Regions from separate parts of the Homo sapiens genome. Here region 2 is linked to region 1. Evidence: chromatin loops called from intact Hi-C (ENCODE). Cell type or tissue: ascending aorta. All regions are shown on one strand. Links, peaks and the distances in the headings refer to the core of each region. The heading gives the core; the rest is flanking DNA.

Region 1 (15,634 bases), core at 4,246-9,245:
TGTGATAAAACTGATGTGTATGTGTATGAGAGAGAGAGAAAGAGAGAACAGTTCTATGAGGCTTAATGTATACATGTGGCCGTGCAGCCCACTGCCCCATGTCACCATTTTCAATTCTGTCATTACCCCTGGGACAATGTCTTGTCAATATACACTTGAGGCTGGGCGGGGTGGTTCCTGCCTGTAATCCCACCTGTAATCAGGAGTTCAAGACCAGCCTGGCCAACACAGCAAAACCCCGTCTCTACTAAAAATACAAAAATTTGCTGGGCGTGGTGGCACGGGCCTGTAATCCCAGCTACTCAGGTGGCTGAGGCAGGACAATCGCTTGAACCGGGGAGGTGGAGGTTGCAGTGAGCCAAGATCGTGCCACTGCACTCCAGCCTAGGCAACAGAGCGAGACTCTGTCTCAAAAATACATACATACACACACACGCGCAAGAGACACAGTGAGTAGAAACACCGACACCACCTCTCAGTTGAGACATGAACACACTGAAAAGTGGCTAAGTGTTATAGTGTCCCTTTTCTTGAATTAAAACTAAAATTCAACTTCTATCAGATCTTCTCAGGAACGAAGCATTTTAAAACCTAGGCCAGGCGCGGTGGCTCATGCCTGTAATCCCAGCACTTTGGTAGGCTGAGGAGGGCAGATCACCAGGTAAGGAGGTCGAGACTAGCCTGACCAACATGGTGAAACCCTGTCTCTACTAAAAACACAAAATTTAGCTGGGTGTGGTGGTGCGCACCTGTAATCCCAGCTACTCAGGAAGCTGAGGCAGGAGAATCACTTGAACCTGGTAGGTGGAGGTTGCAGTGAGCTGAGATCATGCCACTGCACTCCAGCCTGGGTGACAGAGCGAGACTCTCTCTCCAAAAAAAAAAAAAAAAACCTAGACCAGATGCACTTGGCAACTTGGCAGTTTCTCCTGCGTGGAACATACTTCTCTTTCTTTTCTCCTTGTGGTTAGCACTGTGCTGTGCCAGGGGATTGATTAATTTGTACCTGCCAGAGGCTCTGAAAAGTGGAGCTATGTAAGTATGCTATGCATATCAGGCCACTGTCAACAACAGAAACAGAAATGCAGCAAGCACTTTCTGAGCTTTGGTCATCTCAACAGCTAGTGGCTTACCCGGCAGAATCACCATAGAGCTGGCTAGCGCCATGCACTGACTATGACTAACATAGTGCATGGGGTGGCTGAGGGTGGGTAAAAAGACTGGGCGGTATTTCCTGGAACAGGAAGCCACATCTCATGTCTCCCTCTCCCGGTGGGAAAATCACCAGAGTTCCTTCTGCAGAGGGGAATGAGTCCTAAGCACAGGAAACTGCCTGCTGATCTGAAAAGGGAAGGTCAGATGGGCATCCCAAGAAAATGAATTGCAAACGCCCATCTTCAAAGTTAATTATGCTTCTCTTGCAAATCCTGATTATGGGAAGGAAAACAGTTTGCTTAGTAGATGAGAACATGGGTCTAAAAGTCACACTGGCCAGATTCCAATCTTGACTCAACCACTTTCCTTCGTTTGTCATCCTGGGCCACTTACTTCATCTTTTTGAGCCTGACTTTCCTTACCTATAAAAGAGCGGTGTTAATATTTTCAAGGGTATTTATCAGGATTAGATGAGACAGTCATGTGTTAAACTAAACACAGTGGCTGAGACCTTGTCTCTACTAAAAAACCAAAAAAAAATTAGCTTGGCATAGTGGCACATGAGTAGCTGTAGTTCTTCTAGCTACTTGGGAGGCTGAGGTGAGAGGACTGCTTGAGCGTGGGAGATCAAGACTGCATAGTGGTGACACAGCAAGATGCTGCCTCAAAAAAAGAAACCCAGTGCCTGGTACACAGTAGATGTTCATAAGACAGCAGCTACGATATTCTTGCTGTTGTTATGCTCTCTACGTTTCATAAAGCACTCCAAGTGAGAGGTGACAGCATGCTGGCAGCCCTCGCAGCCCTCGCTCACTCTCAGCGCCTCCTCTGCCTGGGCTCCCACTTTGGCGGCACTTGAGGGGCCCTTCAGCCCACTGCTGCACTGTGGGAGCCCCTTTCTGGGCTGGCCAAGGTTGGAGCTGGCTCCCTCAGCTTGCAGGGAGGTGTGGAGGGAGAGGCGGGAGCAGGAACTGGGGCTGCACGCCACACTTGTGGGCCAGCTGGAGTTCCGGGTGGGCGTGGGCTTGGCAGGCCCCGCACTGGGAGCGGCCGGCTGGCCCTGCCAGCCCCAGGCAATGAGGGGCTTAGCACCCAGGCCAGCGGCTGCAGAGGGTGCGCTGGGTCCCCCAGCAGTGCTGGCCCACTGGTGCTGCGCTCAATTTCTCCCTGGGCCTTAGCTGCCTCCCCGCGGGGCAGGGCTCAGGACCTGCAGCCCACCATGCCTGAGCCTCTGCCTCCCGTGGGCTCCTGTGCAGCCCGAGCCTCCCCAACGAGCACCGCCCCCTGCTCCACGGCGCCCAGTCTCATCCACCACCCAAGGGCTGAGGAGTGCAGACGCACGGCGCAGGACTGGCAGGCAGCTCCACCTGCAGCCCCGGTGCGGGATCCACTGGGTGAAGCCAGCTGGGCTCCTGAGTCTGGTGGGGACTTGGAGAACCTTTATGTCTAGCTAGGGGATTGTAAATACACCAATCGGCACTCTGTATCTAGCTCAAGGTTTGTAAACACACCAATCAGCACCCTGTGTCTAGCTCAGGATTTGGGAATGCACCAATTGACACTCTGTATCTAGCTACTCTGGTGGGGACTTGGAGAACCTTTGTGTCCACACTCTGTATCTAGCTAATCTAGTGGGGACTTGGAGAACTTTTGTGTCTAGCTCAGGGATTGTAAACGCACCAATCAGCTCTCTGTAAAATGGACCAATCAGCTCTCTGTAAAATGGACCAATCAGCAGGATGTGGGTGGGGCCAGGTAAGAGAATAAAAGCAGGCTGCCCGAGCCAGCAATGGCAACCCGCTCAGGTCCCCTTCCACACTATGGAAGCTTTGTTCTTTAGCTCTTTGCAATAAATCTTGCTACTGCTCACTCTTTGGGTCCACACTGCTTTTATGAGCTGTAACACTCACCGTGAAGGTCTGCAGCTTCACTCCTGAAGCCAGCGAGACCACGAACCCACCAGGAGGAACAAATAACTCCAGACGTGCCGCTTTAAGAACTGTTAACACTCACTGCGACGGTCCATGGCTTCATTCTTGAAGTCAGTGAGACCAAGAACCCACCAATTCTGTACACACAAGTACTAATACATTACCTCATTTGATTTCAGAGTTAATCTGAGATGGAACATTAATCCTGTGCAATGACAGAACCAAAGCTCAGAGAGTGGATGTACTGCTGACCTGGTTTTTGGGTTCCCTTGGCCAAGCTGCAGCACCAGGCTCTGGAGCCCTTGACCCAGAGGTGGAACTCGGAGCCTGACAACAGTTTCTTCTACTTCCAGTACTTGGTTCAGGAAGTGAGAAAGGGCCTGGCCCTCAGGGCTGGCCGAAGGAGGGGAGAGGGGTGTGGGGGACCTCTGGGAGGTAGGCTAGTTGGAAAGTTAAGGAGACTCAAGGTCACTGGGTGGGTGAAGCTGAGAGGTGACAGCATGCTGGCAGTCCTCAGAGCCCTCGCTTGCTCTTGGCACCTCCCCTGCCTGGGCTCCCACTTTGGTGGCATTTGAGGAGCCCTTCAGCCCCCCACTGCACTGTGGGAGCCCCTTTCTGGGCTGGCCAAGGCTGGAGCCCACTCCCTCAGCTTGCAGGGAGGTGTGGAGGGAGAGGCACGAGCGGGAACCAGGGCTGCATGCGGCGCTTGCAGGCCAGCTGGAGTTCTGGGTGGGTGTGGGCTTGGTGGGCCCCGCATTCGGAGCAGCCAGCCAGCCCTGCTGGCCCCAGGCAGTGGGGGACTTAGCACCTGGGCCAGTGGCTGCGGAGGGTGTACTGAGTACCCCAGCAGTACCAGCCCACCGGTGCTGTGCTCGATTTCTCGCTGGGCCTTAGCTGCCTTCCCTCGGGGCAGGGCTCAGGACCTGCAGCCCACCATGCCTGAGCCTCCCACCCCCGCCATGGGCTCCTGTGCGGCCGGAGCCTCCCCGACGAGCACCACCCCCTGCTCACGGCGCCCAGTCCCATCGACCGCCCAAGGGCTGAGGAGTGTGAGCGCACAGTACGGGACTGGCAGGCAGCTCCACCTGCAGCCCCAGTGCAGGATCCACTAGGTGAAGCCAGCTGGGCTCCTGAGTCTGGTGGGGACATGGAGAGTCTTTATATCTAGCTCAGGGATTACAAATACACCAATCAGCACCCTGTGTTTAGCTCAAGGTTTGTGAATGCACCAGTCGACACTCTGTATCTAGCTGCTCTGGTGGGGCCTTGGAGAACCTGTGTGTCGAAACTCTGTATCTAACTAATATGATGGGAACATGGAGAACCTTTGTATCTAGCTCAGGGATTGTAAACGCACCAATCAGCGCCCTGACAAAACAGGCCACTCGGCTCTACCAATCAGCAGGATGTGGGTGGGGCCAGATAAGAGAATAAAAGCAGGCTGCCTGAGCCAGCATTGGCAACCCGCTCAGGTCCCCTTCCACGCTGTGGAAGCTTTGTTCTTTTGCTCTTTGCAATAAATCTTGCTACTGCTCACTCTTTGGGTCCACGCTGCTTTTATGAGCTGTAACACTCACCGCGAAGGTCTGCAGCTTCACTCCCGAGCCAGCGAGACCACGAACCCACCAGAAGGAAGAAACTCCGAACACATCTGAACATCAGAAGGGACAGACTCCAGACGCGCCACCTTAAGAGCTGTAACACTCACCGCGAGGGTCCGCGGCTTCATTCTTGAAGTCAGTGAGACCAAGAACCCACCAATTCCGGACACAAAGCCACAGACTCTGGCAAATTATCCAGGGGCACCAAGGCTCCAAATGGCACATTGCTGACCAGTGTAAACATTTATCTTTTAAGCTATCGATTCTACCCCAAGCCTGGAAGTCTGACTGCCAAGAACAGTATGGCCAAAAACACTAGGTGAAAAAGAAAACAGAATCCATTTTTGTTTCATGTTGAGAATGTGCTGTTTTGCAGCATGAAGCCCTGGGAAGAGGATGTAAAGAAAGGACAGTCCTCCAAGGCGAGCCTCTCCCAGCTGACAGCCTGCTTTTACTGTGCTGGATGTGGGCGGCGAGTTGCACAAAGAGCGAGGGGACAGCTTTGGAGATGGGGGGTTGAGGGGGTCAGGACATCCTCCCTGAAGGCCTGACCAGACAAGGCAGCATCTGTATCACTGGGATGGGGGAGGGGGTGGGGAGAAAGAAGACCTCGAATGAGGCCCTTTGGTTCAGTAGCAGTAACTCAGATTTTTTTTTTTTTTTAAACTGGGGCAGGGACAAACTTACAAAGACAAATAAGAGGTAATAACACAAATTATACATTCAAGTATGAATGCAAGGAATTGTTCTGCTTGAGAGCTGGTAGAGATCTATTTCAGGACAGGCAGCCGACTCCTGAGTGCAGGTGGCCTGATGGGCGGGGAAGGTGCCATTCTTGGGCCGGATGAAAGAAAGATGATCCTGAAAGGGGGTAAAGATATATGATTTCAGGCAACTCTGTGTCAGGCACGTACCTTCCTTCTAATTTCTGCAGACACCAGCTGGCTGGGGGAGGGGCAGAAGATGGGCGGGCAGAATAAAGAAAGGATCTCCCTAGTCTTGGAGGAAAACAGGGGAAGCCAGAGGGAGGAAGTTGTTCTGGGTTCAAAGAAATCAACTTAGAAAGCTTCCCTGATAAAAATAGCCATTGGCAAATCCTAGTCTATTTATATCACCCATCCAAGATCACTATCAGGATCCTGGGCTGAATCACAAGACCCAGTAAATAAGTATGGAGCGCTGGCTGCCTGATTTATGGGAAGATATTTAAACACCACTGGAGCAACTGAGTCAGGGAAAATTTGAGTGCTGGCACCAAACGGTACATTTACAAGTGGCTCTCACTTTACAGAAATAGATAGGTTCCTGAAAAGTTGGCTATAAAATGAATTCAATTAACAGAATCATATTTTCCTAGTGAATCACATCTTAAAATTAGAGATAGATTGGGGGAGGGGTGGCCAAAAAAAACCAACCACACCAAACAACTGTGCCTCTGAGACTAAATAAAAATCACTCTTCATTCAGCAAACTCTAAAACGTCACTTACTTAAAAGGCCATTATAAACGCTCATAAAATACAAACAATTTGTCAGCAAACATGTCTATGTCTGTGACATACAAGGAGTTGCACCAGGCTTTGTGGAGGCTTATAAGACACAAGTGGCTGGCCATCAGGAGCTCACAATTTGGCACTTAAAAAAAAAAAAAACCACACTGAAATTCATGTTGCATCAGAAAAAAAACAGCTCCCTGGATGTAGACAAATGTGCATGCATGAGGGCCTGCCTGGCCCTTTAAGTGTTATCTGGGCCGGGAACAGCTCGGCTCCCTCCTGCCGGCAGCAGCCAACCAAGTTGGCCTCTAAGTACTGCTTTTCAAACTCTATGTTTATAAGCTAAAAGCTGTTGGCCATGTGGCGCTGCGTCATAATTGCTTATTTATTTAACTAACTTGGAAAGAAAAAAAACCAACCCATGACCTGGGTGTTTTAATAAAATAAGAAGAGTTAAGGTACTTAAAGCTCTCTGAAAAGTTAAAGGCCTGCACAACCCAAGGGGGTTGTTATTTTAAAGTTTAAAGGGCATTTGCTCAAGGGATCTGTTTGTTTGGAAAAAGTCTGTCTCCTTCTACTTATGCTCTCTTGCACATAGAATATTGGTCATTGGTAACAGGAGCAGAGATCTAATTTGTTATTAATTTGTTATTAGTTTTGTAAGTGCAGATCACGTTGTACCGAGTTTGCTTTAAGCAAGAGACAAACACACTTCAGAAGCCAACACTTGTGAAGTGTTGGCTCTGTCAGCAACTACAGGCACAGAACTGAGGATTATTAGTTCAAAATAGGCTACATAGGGCTGTGCATGGTAGCTGACACCTGTAATCTCAGCGCTTTGGGAAAGCAAGATAGGAGGATCACTTGAGCCCAAGAGTTGGAGACCAGCCTGGGCAAGATGGTGAGACACTGTCTCTATTACAAGAAAATAATAATAATATTAGCAGGCATGGTGGTACACCAGCTACTTCGGAAGCTGAAGCAGGAGGATCACCTGAGCCCAGGAATTTGTGGTAGGCAGTGAGCTATGATCAGGCCACTGCATTCCAGCCTGGGCCACAGAGCAAGACTCTGTCTCTTATTTAAAAAATAAAGCTATATCCCTTAGACCAAGCTTGTCTAACGCATGTGGCCCAGGATGGCTTTGAATGCAGCCCAACACAAATTTGTAAACTTTCTTAAAACAGTATGAATTTTTTCTTTTTTTTTTTTTTTAAGCTCATCAGCTATCGTTAGTGTATTTTATGTGCGGCCCAAGGTAATTATTCTTCCAACGTGGCTCAGGGAAGCCAAAAGATTGGACACCCCCCCACCTTAGACACTGTGTGCCTCACGAACTGGCACCACCATAGGGGCCTGTCCATAGCTAGTAAGAGTGAAATGCTTCCTGTTGACATCTGCTGTAGACCTGAAGGTATACAAAGTGTCGGAGAGTAAACAGCACATTTTTGAAAAAACACTTTTGTTTTAATTCCATAGAGATGAGCCAAGCTGTGGTAGAGGCTGTTGTTTATCCTACTAGCCATTCTTCCCTTCTTCCTTTTACTGATGGAACTCTCCCAGTTTTGTTTTGTTTTTTGTTTTTTTGTTTTTTTTTTAATTACCAGCAAGGTTCAGGGTTGCCCAACTACAGACTGTGTTTCCCAGCATGCCTTACACCCCATGTGACTAATGTTGGCCAATGAGATGGGATGTGAGCAACTGCCAGGTCCAGTCCTTTAAGCAGGAAATGGTTGCCTTCCATTTCCTCTCTTCCTTCCCACATCTAGAGTGTGGACTTAAAATTGCTGGGCTAGCTTTAATAATTCCCAGCAGGGCTTCTTAACCCTGGGGTCCTCAGACCCTCAAGGAGTCCATGAATAGAATTCACTGGTCTTTAAATTTGGAAGGACAAACAAAAACAAAAACAAAAACAAAAAACACCCATAACTTTAGCATTTCCTTCACTTATAATGGAGGGAACAAACCACATTATTAGCAGTGTCCATGACTCTGTCAATAACAGAAATTATAGGTATTTTCATATCACATTATACTTATGGATTGTCTTGAAATATCACAAATACTCATCACTACTTTGGAATTACAAAAATAGCCTTTAGAATTGACACTAGATCATTATTTGATGTATTAATAAAGTACATATTACTATGTCATAAATTTTGGGTTTTTAAAATACTTTGATAATTGTATTTCAACATAATTAATTTCCTTTGTAACTCTGTGTTTTATTTTACACATTTAAACAAAATTTTTATTTATTTATTTTGAGATGGAGTCTCACTCTGTCTCCCAGGCTGGAGTGCAGTGGTGTGATCTTAGCTCACTGAAACTTCCGCCTCCTGGGTTCAAGCGATTCTCCTGCCTCAGCCTCCTGAGTAGCTGGCACTACAGGTGCGTGCCACCTCACCTGGCTAATTTTTGTATTTTTAGTAGAGGCGGGGTTTCACTATGTTGGGCCTGGCTGTTCTCAAACTCCTGATCTCAAGTGATCTGCCTGCCTCAGCCTCCCAAAGTGCTGGGATTACAGGCATGAGCCACTGCGCCCAGCCTGATTTTGCACATTTAAAAGCATTAGTCTGTGAAGTGGTCCCTAGCCTTTGTCACTCTGTAAAGTGATCCATGGCACAAAAAATGCTATGAATCCTTACCTAGGGAATGGCAGAGCAATAATATTTAGGGAACTCAGGCCTGTGGATGACCTTGTACAGCAGAGCACCCATCAAGTTCTAGACCACTCCTCTAGACCAGGGCTGCCCAACTAAACTTTCTGTGATGATGGAAGCATTTTTTTGCTTTGTTTTGTTTTCAGACAGAGTCTCGCTCTGCCACTCGGGCTGGAGTGCAGTGGCACAATCTCAGCTCACCACAACCTCTGCCTCCTGGGTTCAAGTGATTGTCCTGCCTCAGCCTCCTGAGTAGCTGGGATTACAGGCACCTGCCACCACTCCCAGCTAATTTTTGGGTTTTTTTTTTTTTTTTTTTTTTTTTTTTTTGTAGAGATGGGGTTTCACCATGTTGACCAGGCTGGTCTCAAACTCCTGACCTCAAGTGATCTGCCCACCTTGGCCTCCCAAAGTGCTGATACGCATAAGCACATAGGATGACCACACCCAACCAATGATGGAAATGTTTTATCTGTGCTGTCCAATACAGTAACCTCTAGCCAAGAGGCTACTAAGCACTTGAAATGCGGCCAGTGCAACTGAGGCAGTTAACTTTTTATTTTGCTCGAATTACATTTAAATAATCAAATGTGCTTAGTGGCCACCGCACTGGATGGTGCAGCTCTAGACTGTTACATGGAGAAACAAATTTCTACCATGTTTAAACTGTGATATTCTGGGGTCTATTATAGTACCTTAGCCTATACCTTAACTAATACACAAACGTACCTGGACTCAGTAATAATAAATGTACTAGGGAAAGAAGGCACATTTACAGAGAGACCAACTCAAAAAATACACAAACTCACTAACTGAAAGCAAGATTTATACAGAAATGTTCTATTTACAAAGCATTCCCATATATGAATACATGACTTTACGTGATACTCATAATGCCCCTGTGACTGTGACTGCCTTGATCTTGCTCTCAAAGGGGCTTAGTGACTTTACTAATCATGAAGATGGTGGAGCCAGGGGTCAATTCCAGATGTTACCACTGCACTGTGTACCTTTCAGCTCTCTGAATGCCTCCAGACAGAAGTGACAAGACTGCAAAAGACCAATGGCGAGCACTGACTAGCACTTAAGCCACGGAGCCTACTGATACTTTCATCCATCTGCCTCCAGGACACACAAACATCTGCCAAATCCTTTTTTTGGCCCTAGGGTTTAGGGACTTGCAGACACCTGAATTTCCCTAATTCTTGGCAAGGTTCCCATTTCCTGTGGTGTCACTGACTTGCAAGGACCCTTGAGGGCTGAGAGTGGTCTTTAGAAGACTCTTTTGCGGTCGGAGGTAAGGACTTGTAAAGGACGCTGCTTTTCAGCAAATTTTACTGCCAGGGTCATTTCAGTGACCTCTCATTTTCCTCTCTTTGAGATCAATTCAAAGAATAATGTTATGTTAAAACAATAACCAAAAATAGTAATAGGTTATAATTTTATCAGTAACAAAAGGTCCATGTCTTCAATTCTAAACAACACAGACACCAAGGGAGAAAAGCCCATATACTTAAGTGTGACTATATCCTACATCCCAAGCTTCCTTAGAGCCAGGATACACCTGGCTTACCGCTAGTCTTCTTTTCTCTACCTGCGCGAACACTCCTCCATTCCCTAGGCCTATAGAACTCCTACTCGTCCTTTAAAAACCCAGTCTGCCCATTCTCATAGCACTTTTGTTCTTTTTAAAACGTTTTCACTTGAGTAAAATTATGTATGAACATAGTTTAAAGAGCCAAATAATTCCAAGGCTTGTTATGAAAATTAACAGGCTCCCAGCTTCCATACTATACTCCGTAGAGACTTACCTGATACTTTTAGTTACCTCTGTATGTTAAAATAACGTGCTCATATTGTCACCTCTTGACTTCTCGATCTTTTCAGGTTTAGGCATTATATATATTTCCCATTTTGCTCGGTAAATGAGGATTTGGCTCTTTCACTGCTGTGAGCCCCCTTACCCCTGTCATGGCAAACTCTTGCCTCCCTATCTTTCCACCATTTCAACATAATTATACTATAATTTTGGTTAGATCTACATCCAGTGTTGACATTATTTTGACTGTTTAATTGCTGTATCTAGGTAAGCCATGTAATATACTAGGATTACTTATTCTTTCTTGTACAACATTGTTTTCCCTGGAATTAACAACTGTCTTTTCTGTTGTTCTACTTTGTCTCTATGTACTTATCAATAATTTAATCGCAAACTCTCTGCCAACTGTCTAAACCTCCTAAATATATGTTCAGACACATTAGGTATTCAAGCCATTTCATCTTAACACAATCTGTCCTAGAGCCCTCTGGCCTGGATCCAGTCTGTTCTAGTCATCCTCAGTGCTTCAGGCCCAGCTGCCACCCCAGGCTTCCCTTCGCTACTGTTTTGAGGATGCCTTTCAATCTCTCCTTTGTGGGATCTCCCATTCCCTATATTCCATCTCTTTCCCTTTCTTGGTTACTCTTACTTTTCTGGAGTTCATCCTCCAATGGTTTGCATAGGGTGACTAGGAGACAAATGTTTTGTTTATCTGATCTTGTGTATCTGAAAGTATCTATTCTATGTTCATATTCAATGAGCGGTTTGGCTTGATACAGACTTGTAGATTAGATATAATTTCCCTTTATTGTTTGAAAGCATTGTTGCATTGATTTCCAGTTTCCAGTGTAGTTATTCAGAAGTCCAAAAACAACTCTGATTTTTTATTCTTTGTATATCAACTTTTTTCCCCCTCTCGACTGTCTTTTGTTCCCACTGTTTTGAAATTCACTATGATGAACCTTAGTGTTGGTCTAGTCTCATCTACTGTTCTGGGCAGTTGGTAGACTCTCTCAATGGAGACATTTGTTTCTCTCAATTGTGGGTAACTGCCTTTAATTTCTTCCTTATTTTTTCTGGCCTGTTTTCTATGTTTTCCTTTCCGCAAACTCTATTATTTGAATATTGCTTCTAGCCTGATCCATCTTTTCATCTTTTCTCCCTTATTTTCCATTTCTTTGTCTTTTTGCTTAGTTTCTGGAAGATAGTCTAAATTTCACTGTCTAATCCTTCTACTGAATTTTAAACTTATATATTTAATTTCTAAGAGTACTTTTAATCATTTGATTTTTTTTTTTTTTTTTTTTTTTGAGACAGAGTCTCGGTCTGTTGCCCAGGCTGGAGTGCAATGGCGTGATCTTGGCTCACTGCAACCTCCGCCTCCTGGGTTCCGGCGATTCTCCTGCCTCAGCCTCCTGAGTAGCTGGGATTACAGGCACGCGCCACCATGCCCAGCTAATTTTTGTATTTTAGTAGAGATGGGGTTTCATCATGTTGGTCAGGCTGGTCTTGACCTCCTGACTTCGTGATCTGCCCACCTCAGCCTCCCAAAGTGCTGGGATTACAGGCGTGAGCCACTGCGCCCGGCCTGAATATCCTTTTTTTTGTTAATAGCATTTTTTGTTTCATGAATGTAGTACCTCTTTCACTGAGGGATAAGATATATGTACATATTATATGTTCTTACTGAGAACATAAATGATAGTAGAATTTTTTGGGACATGTAACATTTTTATCTCCTTACATTGTCTTTTTTCCTTCAAATTTAGTCTAGTCTTTTTTGAGTTAGACATCTGGGAATACTTGGTTTCTGCTCCTACTTAAGGAGAAGGTACTCAGAAGCTGTCTGAAGTCCACTATGGCCTTCAGTATAGGGTCATCTGGCCGACTGTCATTCAAAGAGCCCCCGACAACTGCTCTTTTGAGCTGGTCAGAGGCTCTGGAGAAGGACTGCCCACTCTCCTGCCTGGAAGGTATTTGAGCCTGACCACCTGTGTTGTTGGATCCTAGTGTGGGGAGAAGCTTGGATACCCCTGTATCTGGTATGTAAACATTCATTTAATCCCATATTTTCAGTGGTATACACGCTACTTTCAACTCTGGCTGGTGTATCCTAATCCAAAAGCCTGTTTTACCCTTAACAGAAAGCAAACTTTCAGTTTCCAAAATGGAATAAGAGAGGGCAGTTGTCTGTCCTATTGCACAAAAGCTAAGGTGGGGGCCTGGGGATCTAATTGCTTCTTAGGAAGTTCAACCAACTCTCCTATTTAAGCCCCATACTTCACACTTTCAGATGCATCTATAGTCCCAAATCCAAGTCTTCAGGAGGCTCTATGGGAAATACTGGCTTTCTCTACTGGTTGGCTTAGAATTTAACATTCTTGTGAATAATGCCACAATTCACAATAGCAAAGACTTGGAACCAACCCAAATGTCCAACAATGATAGACTGGATTAAGAAAATGTGGCACATATACACCATGGAATACTATGCAGCCATAAAAAATGATGAGTTCACGTCCTTTGTAGGGACATGGATGAAATTGGAAACCATCATTCTCAGTAAACTATCGCAAGAACAAAAAACCAAACACCGCATATTCTCACTCATAGGTGGGAATTGAACAATGAGATCACATGGACACAGGAAGGGGAACATCACACTCTGGGGACTGTTGTGGGGTGGGGGGAGGGGGGAGGGATAGCATTGGGAGATATACCTAATGCTAGATGACGAGTTAGTGGGTGCAGCACACCAGCATGGCACATGTATACGTATGTAACTAACCTGCACAATGTGCACGTGTACCCTAAAACTTAAAGTATAATAATAATAAAAAATAAATTAAAATTAAAAAAAAAAAGAATTTAACGTTCTTGTCCATCTTTTCAGGATCCAAAATTTTTGTTGCTCTTGTTTGTACTTTTATTCTCTCATTATCCTTCAGAGTTTTGCATATATCACATAAATGACATATGTTACTGTTATTTTACATGACAGCAAACATATATATAAACATATGTGTGTATGTGTGTATATATGTTTACTACCATTTTAGGAAGCTTCAAGAGGGATCAAAAGTAAACCCAGGATCACGCCTGTAATCCCAGCACTTTGGGAGGCCGAGGCAGGGGATCAACTGAGGTCAGGAGTTCTAGACCAGCCTGGCCAACATGGTGAAACCCCGTCTCTGCTAAAAATGCAAAAATTAGCCGGATGTGGTGGCGCACACCTGTAATCCCAGCTACTCAGGAGGCTGAGGCAGGAGAATCACTTGAACCCGGGAGGCGAAGGCTGCAGTGAGCCACAATCGCACCACTGCACTCCAGCCTGGGCAACAGAGGGAGACTCTGTCTAAAAAATAAAAAGTATATTGCAGACATCATGATACTTAACCTCAGAATATATCAGCATATATTCCCTGAGAATAAAGGGAATTTCTTATACAACCATAATACATAATTTACTATGTAACCATTTTCCTATACAACCATAATAACATTATCACACCTATCTATTAATATCATTATCTATTAATAATATGGAGTCCGTACTTAAATTTCCTCAACTGTTTCAAAAATGAACTTTACTTTCTAAATGTAACACTGTAGATTTTTCTGTACCACTCAAAAATAACACTGAAATAGAAACTTCTCAGTCCTTCTGACAAATAATAACAGCTAGTATCTACTAACTGCTTTCTATATATTAGGCACTTTTCTCAGGTTTTCTGATATCCCTGGGTTAATTTTCTTGTTCCTCTTATAACTCCCTAAGCATGATACAAAATTTCTATGATTTTCTTTTCTTTTCAGACAGGGTCTTACTCTGTTGCCCAGGCTGAGTGCAGTAGCACAATCATGGCTCACTGCAGCCTCAACTTCCCAGGATCAAGTGATCCTCCCACCTCAGCATCCCAGGTAGCTGGGACTACAGGTGCGTATCACCATACCTGGCCAATTTTTTATTTTTAGTAGAGACAGCATTTTGCTATGTTGCCCAGGTTGGTCTTGAACTCCTGGCCTCAAGTGATCCTCGCACCTTGGCTTCCCAAAGTGCTGAAATTACCAGGGTGAGCTACCATGCCCGGCCCTATTATTTTCATTCATTTCTGTTATTTATACAAAAACTTAGGTTGGGCGGTGCAGTGGCTCACGCCTGTAATCCCAGCACTTTGGGAGGCCAAGATGGGCAGATCACAAGGTCAGGAGATCGAGAACATCTTGGCCAACATGGTGAAACCCCGTCTCTAGTAAAAATACAAAAATTAGCTGGGTGTGGTGGCGCACGCCTGTAGTCCCAGCTACTCTGGAGGCTGAGGCAGGAGAATTGCTTGAACCTGGGAGGTGGAGGTTGCAGTGAGACGTCCGGCCTGGGTAACAAGAGCAAAACTCCGTCTCAGACAAACAAACAAAAAAACCTTAAGTTGAAGAATTTTCCTAAGCACTGTATTATCTATACTCAAAAATTTTACGTGTAGAACTTTCACATCATTTTCTACATGGCCTAGAATTTTGGTTTTGATTTTCTTGTTGACCTAAGGGGAGTTTTAAAATTTCCCAATGGTGGAGTTTTATTTTCTAGTTTTTAGTCTTTTAATTTGTATTTTTTAGTTGTATTGCATAGTGATCAGATATGTTATTGTTACTTCTATTTTTTTGGCATTTACTGTGGTTTTCTTGGTGTCCTACTCGATATGATCAATTTTTGTGGCAACTAAGAAGGTTCATCAATTAATACATTAATATCATATTAACTAAACAGCAGTTTTATGTCTCCACCTCCTTACTCCAACCAAATTCTACATGTTAGAATTCAAATTTTTAATATTTTGGCATGGGGGTTTGAGACATTACATCCTCACCACTGCCATACAACTGTGTTCATATTGTTCTTTATGTTGCGCGTTGCTGCTATTGAATTAAAGAGCATTAGCCCTGGAAGGGAATTAAAAGGTCATCTAAGC
Region 2 (15,634 bases), core at 1,391-6,390, 91 kb before region 1:
GTTCTTGCCTCCAGCTAACCTGTTAACTGGAGGATCTTGGGTAAGTCACGCTATGTTTTGGGGCACAGCTTCGTCATCCATCAAATGAGGCAAACCGTGCTTCCTGGGCTCCTTCCGGCGCCGGCAAGCTGAGATGCTGAAGTACTACAGCACGCATTTACCACCGTCTCCCCGGGACCTGGTGGAGGCGTCTGTCACAGTCCCTGGTGAAGGACACCTGGAGTGCCTTCATGGGGCCTGTAGCCCCAGCCCTGGTCCCACCCCCACCCGTGGGTTAGAAATCTCCAGTGTTTTCTGAGGATTCTTGTGGAATTTTTTTCGATGTTAGACATCAGTGATTCAGTCTTAAAGATAAGCACTGCATCCGTTGGATGAACTTAAAAATGCAAACAAGCACGAGAATTTTTACTAGGATGGAAACTGGGGAGGGGAGTGGGAATGTTGTTCTTAACCCAAGGGTTTTGCTTTCCGCGTCACAGTGTATGCTGGTGGAATGAGTGACGGCTCCTTTTTTGGAGTGATTTCAGTCTGTTGCTGTAGTGGTTGTTTTCCATAGCAACTCTTGTTGCTACACAGCTGGCATCTGATGAAATGATGACCACAGTTCGGGGGTCCAAGCCCGAGGACTCCTCATCCCCTCGCATCCTGCCAGGGGTGTTGAGAAACCCTGGGTGGAGAGGAGGGTCAGCTGGTGCCATTTTGATGAGGTTTGATTTGCAGTTGCTGCGTTCCTGGGGGTATCATCAGGGCTTCCCAGAAAGTTAGCTGGGCTTGGGCTTCTGAAGCTTTCCCTTGGAAACACCCTCTTCTCTCTTTGTGGAGGAGGAAGTATCACAAATAACGGAGATAATTAGAAAGGATATTTTTCTAATTTATGAAGGTATAAAGATGAGCACTGCTTTTTTTGTTTTTTAAAATGAAAATTACTAAATAGGGAGTATAGGCCAACCAAGATCATACTGAATTTCTGAGTGTGGCAGGCCAGCGTGAGGCCTGTGTTTTAGGTATCTCATTTAAAATGGAAAGTTCCAGTTTGCTTTGGGGCCAGAATCCTTAAAAGAAATCCTGGCTGGAGGTGTATTATGGGTCACTGTATATTTGCTAGTTTATATCTTGCTGAGTAAATTGGCCAAGTTTTTATTTTTCCTGGTAAATATTCAGAGGGTTTTTCCTCACTCCTTTCTCCAACAAAATCATATTTGTCATATGTGTATGAAGTAAATGACTGTTAACACTGTCCACACATCTGTGATGATATGAAAATTAGTGGTGGCAAACAAAGATTCCTTTTCTTAGGTACCACAAGGCCTCGGATGAAGTTGACTTTATCCTCGTATTACTCTCAAATTGTGACCAAATGGAAAGAAAATTGGTCAGGTCCGAGAGACCAAAATGTACAGCACAACAAAAGGGTTATTATTTGTGAAAAATTTAGGTGCTCCCCCCATGTGACTTAGAAAGTTTGAAGTTTTCTCTTAAAGTAATCATTCGTCTTTATAAAGTTTAGAAGGTACACAAGCTTTATTACTATGAAAGGCTATGCTTATTTTAATTCACAGCGAGGCACAAAGTGATTGCCTAGTACAAAACCTTTTAAAATAATAATGAAAAACGCCAAGATGTCAAATCAAATGGAAATGTGGACCCTAATTTGATTGCCTAACTTCGAAACATGTTTCAGAACTGCACCTACCCACGTATTATGCTTGCGATAAGTTATATGCCGAAGCTTTGTGCTGATAATATTTTAATGTGCAATATTTAGCGTACTGTAAGAATTAAACATTTATTTCCCATTAAACGATGTATTTATATTTCTTTTAACTTTCGGTACAAATGTGTGAACTGTTAGCCCACACACTTTCCTCATTCTTTTAAAAGAAATTAAATACCAAGACTATATTAGAAAAAAAAAACAGAACAAGCAGGAAAAGTGAGTTGGGCATAGTGGTTTCATGAATGCAGTGAGGTCATTCTCCTATCTGTATCGAGTGGAATACCCACACGTGAAAAGACCTTTGGTGTTTTAAATTAACTTTTGAAATTGTTTACAGAAAATGCTTTTTGCCTCCCCCCTGCTATTTTATTGCAACTTTTTATTTTAAACTCTACCCTAAAGAGTGACTGTGCTAGAAAACCACGTTGATGTAAAATGTCTCATGGTTGGCAGCTAACCACACTCAAACCATGTTCAGAGGATGGCAGGCGGCCCCGTCCCATTGCCAAAAACTTTCCACTGGGAGTAGTTTTGTAAGGGGCTGGCTGGGCGGGCGGGGAGCCTGGGGGACTGAGATGGGGGCCTTTCTCCTGCTTAGTGACTACATCATCTCTCTCTGCGTAGGCGAAGCTGCTCTCAGGGGAGAACCCAGAATACAGACCCTGCCGGTGGCCTCTGCCCTCAGCAGTCACCGCACCGGCCCTCCCCCAATCAGCCCCAGCAAGAGGAAGTTCAGCATGGAGCCAGGTGACGAGGACCTAGACTGTGACAACGACCACGTCTCCAAAATGAGTCGCATCTTCAACCCCCATCTGTGAGTTCCTCTGTTCTTATTTTGGCTTAAGGGTGCTCCGTGCTGGGGCCTTATTTGTTTTGCAACTTTGTGCTAATTCTGATGTTATCATTTGCATACTTTATTTGAAAAGGATATTATTTACAAAAGAAAAATAGTATTCATCTGCCAAAAAGAAGGTAGTAAACTCATTTTGATAACTCGCGGTGAGGTGGAAGTCTGGCTTCCCTCCAGCCTACTTGTAGGACCTTCCGCATGTTAAACTCCATAGAAGTTAATGTCCCCTTAGAGCTTCTGCGAGCAGTCGAGTAGTCATCTGCTAAGCTTCGCTTTTTTTTGCCCATACATATTGATTGTTTTTAGGAGAATCAACATTTAGTGAATGTCACTGTGCACCAGACAAATAGAAGGGAAGCTCAGCACCTTTTTGACCAAGCAGACGTCTGTAAAGTTCTTACTCAGGAGTCTAGGATTGTACACACGAAGAAGTGTTCATCCCACCTTATGTGCCCCTGGTACAAACTTGGGACCTTCCCATAAAGGGAAGCCAGCTTCCTATGCTCATGACAAGGTGCCACTCACCACATCCAGCCAGTCCTTGATCTGCCACTGACACTGTCTACCTTCTTGACATGAATTGCTTCAACTCTTTGGGCCTCAGTTTTGTTATTTGTGAAACACGGGCTGAAACCACAGATCCCTGAATCTGTGCAACGTCACCATGTTTCCACTGGAAAAGCCTCCCGCTTCCGTGCACCCGGCTTCTCCCCTTTGCACTCTCCTCTCGGCACACACCCTCCTCGCAGAGGGAGAGGCTTCTCCCCAGTTTTCAGGACTTGGAGACGCCCCACCAGCTGCCCAGAGAGTCTACGGGTACAGTGGTGAGGGCGGTTGGTGTTCTTGGAGTTATCTTGCCAATCCTGGCAAGGTTGCACTGAGTATTGGAGGGAGTAGCTTTGTGTGTGCAGGTACAGAGGTCCTCCTCCTTCCCCCTTCCCAAGCGCTCACTCTAGCATGAGTCAGTGTTTCCTCATTATTCAAGATGCTCCAATTCCTGAGGGCACTGCTTTTTCCCCACAGGAATACCTTCCTGTGAGGGCTCCTCCTTGGAGGCAGAGTTTCCGCAGAGAGGTGGCCCAGCTCCCGCCTCTACTGCCTCAGCTCCAGCGTCCTCGCATTCCGCTCGTTCCAGTCAGCTTGGACTGTTGTGTTCAGTCATAAGACACTGACAGAGGTATTTATCCTCAAATAAATCACTGCAGTGTTAGTCAGAGGCTGAGCCTGCAGTCTGGAGCCCTGGAATTTGCTACCATCAGGAATCCAGCAGGAAGGCCCTGCAAACAGTGCACTCCGCAGGCAGGGCTAGCTTAACTCCTGGGTGCTCAGCTCTTGCAGTTCATTCTTTTATTCCCACGAATTTCTTATACTTTCCCATCTGCTTTTCCCAAACCCAAATAAGAACATTTGGTCTTTTTTTTTTTTTCTTTTTCTTTTCATAAGTAAGAAAGGGGAAGGCAGCCTGCAGACAAACATGCCTTAATTTAAATCCTGATTCTGCCACACAACAGCTGTGAGGCTTTGGACAAGTCACTTAATTTAGCTGGGCCCAGTATCCTTGACAGTGATATCCTTGTCATTGGACAATGACAATGACAATGATAATAGTTAATGTATAGAGCTATTACGAGGACTAGAGTTAAAATATGCAAAGAGCTTGGCATGGTATAGCACTTTGTTGATGGGGGTTGTTATTTTTATTCCATTGTTCAGATACTGGTTATGATGATAGAGAGTAAGAAAATATACATATGTATATATGGTGGATTTAATGTTTGATAGTATGTGCCTTTTAATCAAAATGCCTGGGTTCAATTCCCACTTTCTTTATCTTTCATCACAGATAATATTAATTCCTTCCTCATAGGATTATTGTAAGGACTTAAGAATGGTGCCTGGCAGATAGTAAGTACTCAGCTTTAGTCATTGTTAATATTATTATTAGAATATTAAAATGTTCAGAAAATAATTTTGTGGCTAGGCGCAGTGGCTCACACACCTGTAATCCTGGCACTTTGGGAGGCCAAGGTGGGTGGATCACCTGAGGCCAGGAGTTCGAGACCAGCCTAGGCAACATGGCAAAACCCTGTCTCTACTAAAATTACAAAAAACTAGCTGGGTGTGGTGGTGCATGCCTGTCATCCCAGCTACTCGGGAGGCTGAGGCATGAGAATCACTTGAACCTTGGAGGCAGAGCTTGCAGTGAGCCGAGATCGCGCCACTGCACTCAGCCTGGGTGACAGAGCGAGACTCTGTCTCAAAAAAAAAAAAGAAAATAATTTTGTAGCTCTCTTGGTGGCTAAAAATAAGACTTTGAGGTACGGGTCTGTGATGACACTATAAATAATTTTAAGTGTAAATAATAGAATCGCCAAATTTTATGTGCAAATCACAATTGACATTATTATGCAAAGTTTTAGGAAAATAGAAACAGGAGTAACCTCCTCTCTCAGACTCCCTTACACCAGCCAGGTGACTCCCCCCTCATTTTTCTTTTATTGTGGTAAAAAATATATATATTATAAAATGTATTTTCTTAAGTGTACAGTGTAAGGAGGAAAGGCGATTGGCGTGTGGTTAGGTCCTTCTGAGTGTTACTTGTTTACTGTGTGATAGTTATTTTAGTAACATTACCATTGTTTGTACTGTGTTTTCTAAGAGCCTAATGACAGATTTCACAGGCAGATTGGAAAGATGCTGCCTGTCTTACTTCTTCGTGTTGTAGGGTATTTAGTGCTGCTGTTTGATGAAATGTTTCCTATTTGGGCTATAGCATGCTCCCTCCTTTATATTTAATGCCTAAGAAGTTATCTGCAATAAATGACAGATTCATAATTATTTGAAAAGGAATAGCCTAGTGTATCTCTTTAAGGAGATTACAAAATGGTTTTTGTGCTTTATCTTCTTAGAGTTTGTTAATAACATGTAATGAAAATGTGATGTATTTTATCACTAAAGCAGTCATAATAATTCTGGGGAAAGGAGTGTTATTGGAAAAGAGTTTTGGCTGGGTGTGCTAGCTCATGCCTGTAATTCCAGCACTTTAGGAGGCTGAGGCAGGCAGATTGCTTGAGCCTAGGAGTTTGAGACCAGCCTGGGCAATATAGCAAGACCCCCATCTCTACAAAAAATTTTAAAAATTAGCTTGGCCTGGTGGAGTGTTCCTTTGCTCCCAGCTACTTGGGAGGCTGAGGTGGGAGGATAGCTTTAGCCCAGGAGTTTAAGACTGCAGTGAGGTGTGATCACACCACTGCACTCCAGCCAGGGTACAAAAGGGAGACCCTGCCTCTAAAAAAGGAAGGAAGGGAGAGAGAGAGAGGAAGAAAGAAAAAATAGTTTCGGTAGCTAGCTAACAAGGCCTGAAAGGTGCACGGTTTGGCTGCATTTTATTATAAGCATCATATGGAGACATTTTCTAGTAGAAAGATGGAGAGATCAGGTGGCTCTGAGCCAGAGTAAGAAGCAGCAGAGGCCGGGCGAGGTGGCTCGTGCCTGTAATCCTAGCACTTTGGGAGGCCAGGGTGGGCGGATCACATGAGGTCAGGAGTTTGAGACCAGACTGATCAATATGGTGAAACCCTGTCTGTACTAAAAATACAAAAAAAATTAGCTGGGTGTGGTGGTGTGCGCCTGTAGTCCCAGCTACTCAGGAGGCTGTGACAGGAGAATTGCCTGAATCCAGGTGGCAGAGGTTGCAGTGAGCCGAGATCATGCCGTTGCACTAGCCTGGGCAACAGAGCGAGATGATGTCTTATAAAAAAAAAAGGCAACAGAGAGTAAGACTGAGTTCTATCCAGTTTGATTTAGGGGAAGGGGAAAAAAAGAGAGGTTTCCTTAGTGATTTCTTCAGAATTTTGAAAATTAGAATTCCTGGGATTTTATTCCAGCCTCTTAGGACCTGGTGTATTTGAACTCATTATTAATTTTTTTGTTGATATTGTTACCGAACCACCAGGGGTTTGGTCTGGGTCCTGCTGCTCACCACACAGAAAGCCAATGACTGGGATGAGGAGTATTGCCAAGGAAGAAGGCTTTCATTGGGTGCTACAGTCCAGGAGATGGGGCAAATCCATCTCCCTGATGGACTAAAGCTGGGGTTTATATAGCAGGGAAGAAATGAAACAAGATTTAACAAATAGGAACTTGGGAGGAGCAAGGACACAATCATGATGAAGGACGGTCCCACATCTCTTTGTCTGGATGTAGTTACCTGGTGGGCTTCAGTTCTTTGACACTTGTTTTTTGTTTTTGAGAGGACTGAAGGTCTTTTCTTAAAGACCTCAGATAAAACAAATGTAAGTTTTAAGTTTTAAGACTAGAAAGGTCAATTTCTGCATTTATCCATTAACCTATCCATGACACTGTTGGGTTGGTTCCAATACGGTGACCCTGAGAAATACATTATTTCTGTTTATTTCTTAAGAAAAGTCTTAAGAAGATGAATGTCTGTTTGGAAGTTGAAAAGTACTCTGTGTTTGGAAAGAGTGGATTAAAGGATGGGAAGAGGTGGAGTGGGATTCATCTTGTGGAAAAATCAGTAAGTTTTTTTTTTAATGGCCCTTGATATTCAAGTGCAATCTGGTAAGAAAGAGCTCTTCCCCTTTCTCCTGCCTGCCTGCCTATTTATCTACTTATTATCCATATGGACTCCGGGGTTCCTGTCTTACTGAATGAATTGTAGCTGTCCCAGAGTTGACAAACAAGAACCCTGTCCACTGGTCCTATGTCCTTGTCATAACCTCCATTATTTCCTTGTGGTTGTTGAGCACTTTCTTATTTTCTGGCCTACAAGTTGTTCTAGGCTCATCTTGTAGCCTACCTGCTCCAGCCATGGAATTAGCCGTTTTTCCAGGGGACTCCAGATCCTTTTAGTGGGGAATAGGATTTAGAAGCCCAGATCCAGGTGCTAGGTGTTATCGTTACTATGGATTACATAGTTTTTCATGGTAACTTATTGTTACTATGATCACATTGCTTCTAGACTTGATTTGTCTAATAGTACAGCAGACACCAGCCACAGGTGTTGATTTTAAATTAAAATTAAAAATCTAGTTCCTCAGCTGCAGGAGTCACATTTCAAGCTTAGTAGCCACATGTGGCCGTTCGCTACCATATCGGACAGCACAGATACAGAACATTTCTATCATCACAAGAAGTTCTATTGAACAGTGCTGTTTCTAGATCCTTTCCATGGAAAGAGCTAGGAGATAATGAGTTCCTGGCGATGCTCCAGGGCTAACCCAACTCTCCCGAGCTCCTCCTCGCCCTCCCCGTTCCATACTCTATCTCCCTGGTTCACCAGTAAGAACTACATCCACACATGTACTCATGGTCCACTCCTGCAGTGCACTTCAGGTAGTTTCAGAAGCATGGTGCCAATACCACTTTGAAAAACAAACTAAAAAGAGTTCAGGATTTGTTTATGGTTTTTCCTTCTCCCATGCTGAGGGTATAATAGTCACAGGATGAATTTGAAGAGTTACTTTCCCTTTTCTCCTCAGTATTGTTGTATTATTTGAAATATATTGTTAGGTTCATTCATTTCTGTTTGCATTCAGTTTTAGACTTTTTCCATCCTTTCAAATTTTATTTTTTGAGTATGTAAGATATGAACATGCTCCCCAAAGTTAAAACTGTACTAAAAAGTGTGCTTTTAATGTTACTCCCTACCCTGTCTTGTTCACACCTTTTACTCCCTTCCCTGGAAGCAAAGCATCCTTCTTGTGTTTCTGTTTTGGTAAATCAAGCAAATATGTGAATGTTTTATCATTTCCCCTTCTTTCTTTTTTTTTATTTTATCTTATTTTATTATTATTATACTTTAAGTTTTAGGGTACATGTGCACAATGTGCAGGTTAGTTACATGTGTATACATGTGCCATGATGGTGTGCTGCACCCATTAACTTGTCATTTAGCATTAGGTATATCTCCTAATGCTATTCCCCGCCCCCCCCACACCACAACAGTCCCCAGAGTGTGATGTTCCCCTTCCTGTGTCCATGTGTTCTCATTGTTCAATTCCCACCTATGAGTGAGAACATGCGGTGTTTGGTTTTTTGTCCTTGTGATAGTTTACTGGGAATGATGATTTCCAATTTCATCCATGTCCCTACAAAGGACATAAACTCATCATTTTTTATGGCTGCATAGTATTCCATGATGTATATGTGCCACATTTTCTTAATCCAGTCTATCATTGTTGGACATTTGGGTTGGTTCCAAGTCTTTGCTATTGTGAATAGTGCTGCAATAAACATACGTGTGCATGTGTCTTTATAGCAGCATGATTTATAGTCCTTTGGGTATATACCCAGTAATGGGATGGCTGGGTCAAATGGTATTTCTAGTTCTAGATCCCTGAGGAATCACCACACTGACTTCCACAGTGGTTGAACTAGTTTACAGTCCCACCAACAGTGTAAAAGTGTTCCTATTTCTCCACATCCTCTCCAGCACCTGTTGTTTCCTGACTTTTTAATGATTGCCATTCTAACTGGTGTGAGATGGTATCTCATTGTGGTTTTGATTTGCATTTCTCTGCATTTCCCCTTCTTTCTTACATGTGCGATAGCCTACTGTGTGTACTCACTTCAGCCTTGGTGTTTTCTTATTTTGTTTGTTTGTTTGTTTGTTTGAGATGGAGTTTCACTCTTGTTGCCCAGGCTGGAGTGCAATGAGGCAATCTCGGCTCACCACAACCTCCACCTCCTGGGTTCCAGCGATTCTCCTGCCTCAGCCTCCCGAGTAGCTAGGATTATAGGCATGCGCCACCATGCCCGGCTAATTTTGTATTTTTAGTAGAGATGGGGTTTCTCCATGTTGGTCAGGCTGGTCTTGAACTCCCGATCTCAGGTGATCCGCCCGCCTCGGCCTCCCAAAGTGCTGGGATTACTGGCGTGAGCCACCGTGCCTGGCCGCCTTCGTGTTTTTCAATGACACATCATGGAAATCTTTTCCTACCAGCTCCTCACTCTGGATTTCAGCTGCGTGGCACTCTATTACCTGCATGCATCAAAGCTCATCCAACCAGTCCCCTGTGTTTGGACATTTTGGCAATTTCAGGTGCTTTACAATACTAACAGTGCTGCAATGGATGACCTCGTGCATTTTAATATCTTGTGTATTTGTAATAGAATTAAAACTCTTGAAGGCAAACAGTGGGTGCAGTGTAACAGTATGGTAAATTCATATCGGTTGTGAGAGTCATTCTAGGCTGCTTCGTGGGTAGAACCTTGAGAGGGCTCTGTGCTGAAATGAAGAGGTTGTCACCTGTGTGTGTGTAGACTTAGAGTGGGATGTGTCACCTGTGAGGAAGGGAACATTTATTGAGTGCTTACTTCAGACTGGCCGTGTGTTGGACACTTGAAATATATTATCTCATTTAACTCTCACAATAATTGTGACCCTTTACACTAGGTAGGCACATTTCTACATCTATCTGTCTATCTCTGTCTTTTTGTCTATATCAGATTGATTTTATAAAAGCAAAAATTGAGTTTGTGAGAGGATGATGTGTCTAAGTTGTTGGCAGCTGGGATTAACCCTGCTGTGTGTGACACCAACACCAGTGATCATTTGATGATGCCATAGCTACATCCCACCTGGGGAATTACATGCAGCTTTAGAGGTGCACATCATGTATTTAAGATGACACTTGACCAGTCCAATGTCTGGCATGTGTTAGGTGCTAAATAATTTTATGTTGACTTGAATTGGACCCTGTCTCTAGGGGAAGTGCTGTTTGAGCCCACGTTCCCGTTGGAGCAGGCATCCTCTCTTTGATCAGCAGTATATATTTACAGTGTATTTGCCCCCGGCCACAGAATAGGGCAGAGCCCCTAGGCTCACACTGGGATCAAAGCCATGGTCACTAGCCTTGTGCTCCATCCAGCTGTGTTTGCCACAGACCCACTGAGCAACCCATAATGAACGAGGAAGGGCCCAGTGAAAGAAAACGCAGCCTCCCCTCGCTGATGGGGGGCCTTTGAAACACGGTCCTGGTGTGAGATGGGCCCCTTGTTGTCTTTGCTTCTATGACGCTTCCTTTGAAGTGTTTGCTGGAGCCCGATGTCCCGATTCTGGTGTGCCCTTGAGTGTGTATTCCAGGCTTGGGCTCTCCGGTTCCTGTTGCAGCTCCTCTTCCTCCTCTTCCCTCCCTCTTCCTTTGCTTGCATTGTCCTTTCATCCTTCATTGTTCATCTGGTGTTTTGTTTTGTTTTGTTTTTTCCTGGCCCTGTCACTTCACTTTTCTCACCATAGGGGTGAATAGAAAAAGAGGGAAAAACAAACTCAAAACCACGAATTCATTCAGCTTAACAAAAGGTTGGAGGAAGCCTTTGAAATCAGGTGCTGGGCATATAATAGGAACTCAGTAAGAAGAAGAAATTGATGATTGGCTAAAATGGGATTGGGGGTTTTCCCTGGATTTTCTTTATCTTTTGCAGAAGAGTTGATTATATATATGAGACCTCAAATGTTCTGCAGTATCTGTAGTTTTTGGTATCTGGATGTAAAATCTTTGGCAACATGATCATACCCTCTTTGGCAGCTGTTGCTTCTATGTCTTTAGAGCCTTTAGTTTGGATGTATATGGACCAGTTACCAAGAGACTATTTCACAAATTCCATGAGAGTGAAGGAAGCAATTCCTCATTTCAGGTTAAAAGTGAACCCAGAGGAAATGGAAAAGCTGAGGTTATTTTAGTCCCTTGACCCTGCTAGCAGCTGGGACGTCGTAAACAGTAATGTGTATTTATAGGCAAAACAAGTTATTGTGTTCATGTCTACACAAGCTTTAGAGAGAGGTGAACTTTTCATCATGGAGAATGATGATAGGTCCTGATTCTCAGCATCCAGAGAATTGGGAGGGCTTTTTTCCAGGGCTTGTTAGTAACAGCAACTCGTGAGCCCTTGTGCGCTGGCACTGTGCTGCGTGCTTCATGGGCACGATCGTTTTATCCTCACAGTTCTATGAGGTGGAGACTATCGTTATCCCTCCTTTACAGATGGTAACACTGAGAGTTCTGTAACTTGTTCAGGGTCACACACTCTGGTAAGTACCAGAGCCAGGATTCAAAACTCAGGCTGTGTGATCCTAGAGCCAGTGCTGTCAGCCACCATGGGATATTTATGCTAATAGCACACATATCCAACTGCGATGAATCATTCGATACTGGACCCTAATGCCTGATAGTTTGGGACGATGCAGCCTAAGCACTCTCAAACCACACACTACTGAGGATATTTGGGAGGTGGGGACTGTTCATTTTAGCACACACAAAGGAGGATGGAGGGAAGTAAAGGGGTGGAGGCCCCGGGACGTTAGTAGTTCGGCACACTCCAGGTCCCCACAGCCTCACCAGGGTTCCCTCAGGGATTGTGGAAGGGGGAGTGCTGTCCAGCTGCCCCCAAGAGGCCTGAAATGAGTCTTTGTACAGGTGAGAATCCCACAGGAACAAACAAGGGTTTTCTTTACGCTTGGGAAGCTGCTTTTTAGATTGTTTTAATTCTTGTTTAAAATCTGTGGCCCAATTTTAAGTTAGTGGCCCAAGCCAATAGTAACCTTAGCCTAAAAGATTCAAACTGGAGCATTTTATAATTTACTTTAAGTATTTGAAGACATGTGTTTTTTTTCCCTCTAGATTTCATAAATCAAAGCCTATGGAATGGAATCCTTCAAACTATCTGCTCTTTCTTTCTGCCACGCCTCCTTGGCATAGTCTAAACTTGGTAGGGTCAGTGCTGAAATTCTATATTCTTTACTTTCATACTGTATCTTACAAGTATTCCCAAAGGCATTCTGGGGATTTAAGAGGATATTTTATGGTCATAAATGTAGTTGTCCTAAATTACTAATGTGGAAACTGCAATATTGTTGTTACATCGGGATTTTTAGTTTCTTTAGCATCCCCCCACTTTGCCCCATGTATGTCAGTTGTGTGTGTTTCCATTCCCATTAGGGAGGATCGTCACCGAGGAACTGATTCTCTGTGAGGTTTGCTTCAGGGTTGTAACCTGCCTTCCTGAGGTGGAAGCAGAGCTGCTCTTCTCTGAGGGCCACTCTTGGATCTGCAGATTCCCTGGAAGTGTTTTGCTAATGGAGTGTGGTACCTTTAAGTAAAGGTCACAGGCCTGACCTGTGTTGTGTGGGTTTCTTGTTTGTCAGGCTAGAGGCATTTTCTCATTTTCACAGTTGAGCTGAAAACAAAGGCCTCCTTATCCGAGCAGGGAGCTGTGCTCTTAAGAGCTGACATCAGCCTTCTCCCAGCAGGCCTCGCTTCTGCCTTAAGAGTCTTCGCAGAGAGCTGGGAAGGCAGTTCCCCATCTTGCTGCTGGCATTTTTTCTGGCCAAACGACGACACAGAATGAAGAAATGCCAAGGGGGGACAGGAGTCAGAGAAGCAGAACAAAGGCTGTTCCAGGCTGCACTGGGGACTTAGGCTTTAGCCTCTGTGGTTCTGATCTGTGCCATGAAGTTTATAAAAGTGGGACGAAAACCTTGAAAGGACTTTTTTCTCAAAGAGGAACGCCTATTAGAGGACGTTTGGGGTATGTGACAGAATGTGCATTGGTCTGTGCAGAGTCACCTTTTAACATGATGCAAGTGTATTCAAAATGTAAGGAAACAAAACAACCCAGGATTCTGCTGTTTTCCTGATCCTCTGAGTGTGCTTTTTGGAATGCTGTCTTCGCGAAGATGCTTCTGCTCTGGGCACATATGTAGCAGCTCTTTTTATCCGTAGCTAGAGGATTAACCTCGACATTGCCTGTGACCTTCATAGACCTCTTACTGTGACACAAAACCAGTTTGTCCTGAATGTATATGAAGTGCTGTCCCAAATCTACATTAATAGATTTGATTGAAGACTGGGAAGAGAAATGCTAACAAATTTGGCTAGGTGTGGCTATTGATGGTTCTTTTATTTTCCTCTAATTTCTTGCTGATAAAGCAATTATTTGCTTGTGTCACATGGCAGCTGGAACATAGCAAGGTGGTTTACAAGCTCCACATTCTGTATCTGGTGTAGTTTTTAGTTAAATGGCAGGTCTTGCTCTCTCTCCATTTTGCTGTTTCTATGGGTTAAAACACACACACACACACACACACACACACACACACACACACACACACACTCTTCATTTTGAAATTTCTTCACAGATTGTCTCCAAAACATAATTAGAGGGCTTAATGTTGCAGTAATGTTCTGGGTCTGGCAGTAGCTAGAAACTGTGCCAGACAAGGGATCTGAGTTCTGGATCCGAGCCTTCCAGCCCCAGCAGAGGCAACACATACTGCAGAATAGAAGGAAGCAACTGTTGCTACTGCCCTCTCCTCCAACTTCTTATACTACCTCTTGCCTTTCTTCTTGAAGAGACCTAAGAATAATGCAGCTAATGAATCTACATAGAAACAAGCTCCAGAAACTGGGTCAAGGCCAAGTAGAAAGGACAAACCAACTCCTATTACGTCAGGTCAATGTAGAAGCACATCTGAGAACTGAAATCTTGCTGCATCCCTAAATTTCCATGTCATTGAACCCAACTAGGGATGGTTATGAGTTTTCTAGCTTGTTAGGAGTCATTTCCTCAGCTGCATCTGACAACTGGAGTGACACCCCTCGCCACTGCTCAGACTGTCTCAAAACACTCTTCTCTCAAGATGCTCTAAGGGAAACGGAAGTGTTCCCTGGTCAAAGTTCGGTGGTCCCAAACTCAGTCTCCCAGGTCTGCTCCTGCATGTTAGCACCTTTCAGGCTTTGAGAAGTCTTATGCGCAGAAACACTGTTTAGCCGAGTTTCTCAAATGGAATTGGCCATTGAATCTGTTATGGACTGAGTGGTGTCCCCTCAAAATTCTCGTGTGGAAGCCTCAACCCCCGATGTGATGCTCTTTAGAGATGAAGCCTTTGGGAGGTGATGAGGGTTTCATGAGGTCATGAGGGCAGGCTCTGGTCTGTTAGGATTAGTGCCCTTATAAGAAGAAACAGCGATCTTGCTTGCTTTCTCCCCACCACATAAGGACACAGCAAGAAGGCGGCTGTCTCTAGGCCGGGAAAAGCGCCCTCACCAGTCACCAACCATGCTGGCGTCCGAATCTCAGACTGCCAGCCTTCAGGACTGTGAGAAAACAAACGTCTGTTTAAGTCACGAAGTCCACAGTATTTTGTTATGGCAGCTCAAGCTAAGACAGAATCCTTCATCCCCTTTTCATAAGACCTATTTTTAATATTCCTTGGAGCATACTTGCCCCATAAATATTGCCTAACAAAAGGAGCATTTTATTTGGTTCCAAAATTCTCTTATCACAAACCTTCAGACTTGCAAGGCTCTGGTGCTGTAAAGTTTAAGTATGAACATGAAATGGTGTTTAATTCCGTGACTTGGGGCTGCTGGGTGCCATCTTTAATGCTTGGGGCTTTCAGAGAAATTCACTGAGGCCAGAGAAATTGAGGAAACTTGAGGTTCTGTCCTCCTTTGACCCTGTGCCTGCTTATCTTCCATCCCTACCTCTCCCCGCCTCCATAGCTATTTCTAGAGAGATCACCTGTTCTTTTATATCCACTCCCTAGTCCAGTGCTGTTATCCATACCAACAATTCTGTTGAATCCTCTCCCTGCATTCAGGAGTGACCTACTGGTTGCCAGGTTCAGGAAAGAGTGCAGTCCCTTGTCTTATTTGATTTCCTCTTCCCTGAAGGGCTCTCCTCCCCTGCTTCCTGTGGCCCTTTTCTGGCTTTCTGTGGTCCCCTCCCACCTCTGTGGCCACTCCTCAGGATCTTCCAGAGACTCGTTGTTATTGGTATTCTCCAGGGCTCTGGCATTCTGCCTGCACAGACCCTTATAACCAAGTCACACATGAACCCGTGGCTGGACTTGCCACAATAGGTTGAGTCCCACATCTTTACCTCTAGCCTAGACCAAGCCTTCACACCCCATAGATCCACCCTCTCACTGGGTGTTGTATGTGTGCCCTAAATTCAGCACCGCCTCACTGGAATTGCCATCAGCTGCTCCATTGTTCTTCCAGCACTTCACCAAGTCTACTCCTTGCCTTCTGTCCCCCTATTCA

What was found. Hi-C counts contacts between places; a loop is a spot of excess contacts. Peaks named below come from ENCODE experiments on the same cell type or tissue, not always from the same donor. Only the 100,000 strongest peaks of a DNase experiment are listed, where the experiment ranks them.
Region 2: it touches region 1 in a loop (2.3-fold over the local background); 3 of 110 quality-filtered maps call a loop at or near these places.

The regions. Positions count from the first base shown.
Region 1 is chr3:11,500,099-11,515,732 of GRCh38, reverse strand. All of the region lies in intron 20 of ATG7 (autophagy related 7), which reads right to left. Among named protein-coding and RNA genes, the nearest start is that of VGLL4, 140 kb to the left of the region's middle. In ascending aorta, for the core only: a CTCF peak has its summit at 6,466; DNase peaks (open chromatin) are centred at 5,912 and 6,472; H3K4me3 peaks cover 1,606 bases; H3K27ac peaks cover 4,840 bases.
Region 2 is chr3:11,588,730-11,604,363 of GRCh38, reverse strand. It overlaps VGLL4 (vestigial like family member 4), which reads left to right. Exons shown (of 5, transcript NM_001128219.3): 2 at 2,342-2,531. Among named protein-coding and RNA genes, the nearest start is that of VGLL4, 47 kb to the left of the region's middle. RefSeq lists enhancers at 1,893-2,490, 2,179-2,618, 2,491-3,089, 10,085-10,615, 10,616-11,147 and a silencer at 3,475-3,769. In ascending aorta, for the core only: no CTCF peak of the experiment used is centred there; DNase peaks (open chromatin) are centred at 2,263 and 3,723; H3K4me3 peaks cover 1,422 bases; H3K27ac peaks cover 4,764 bases.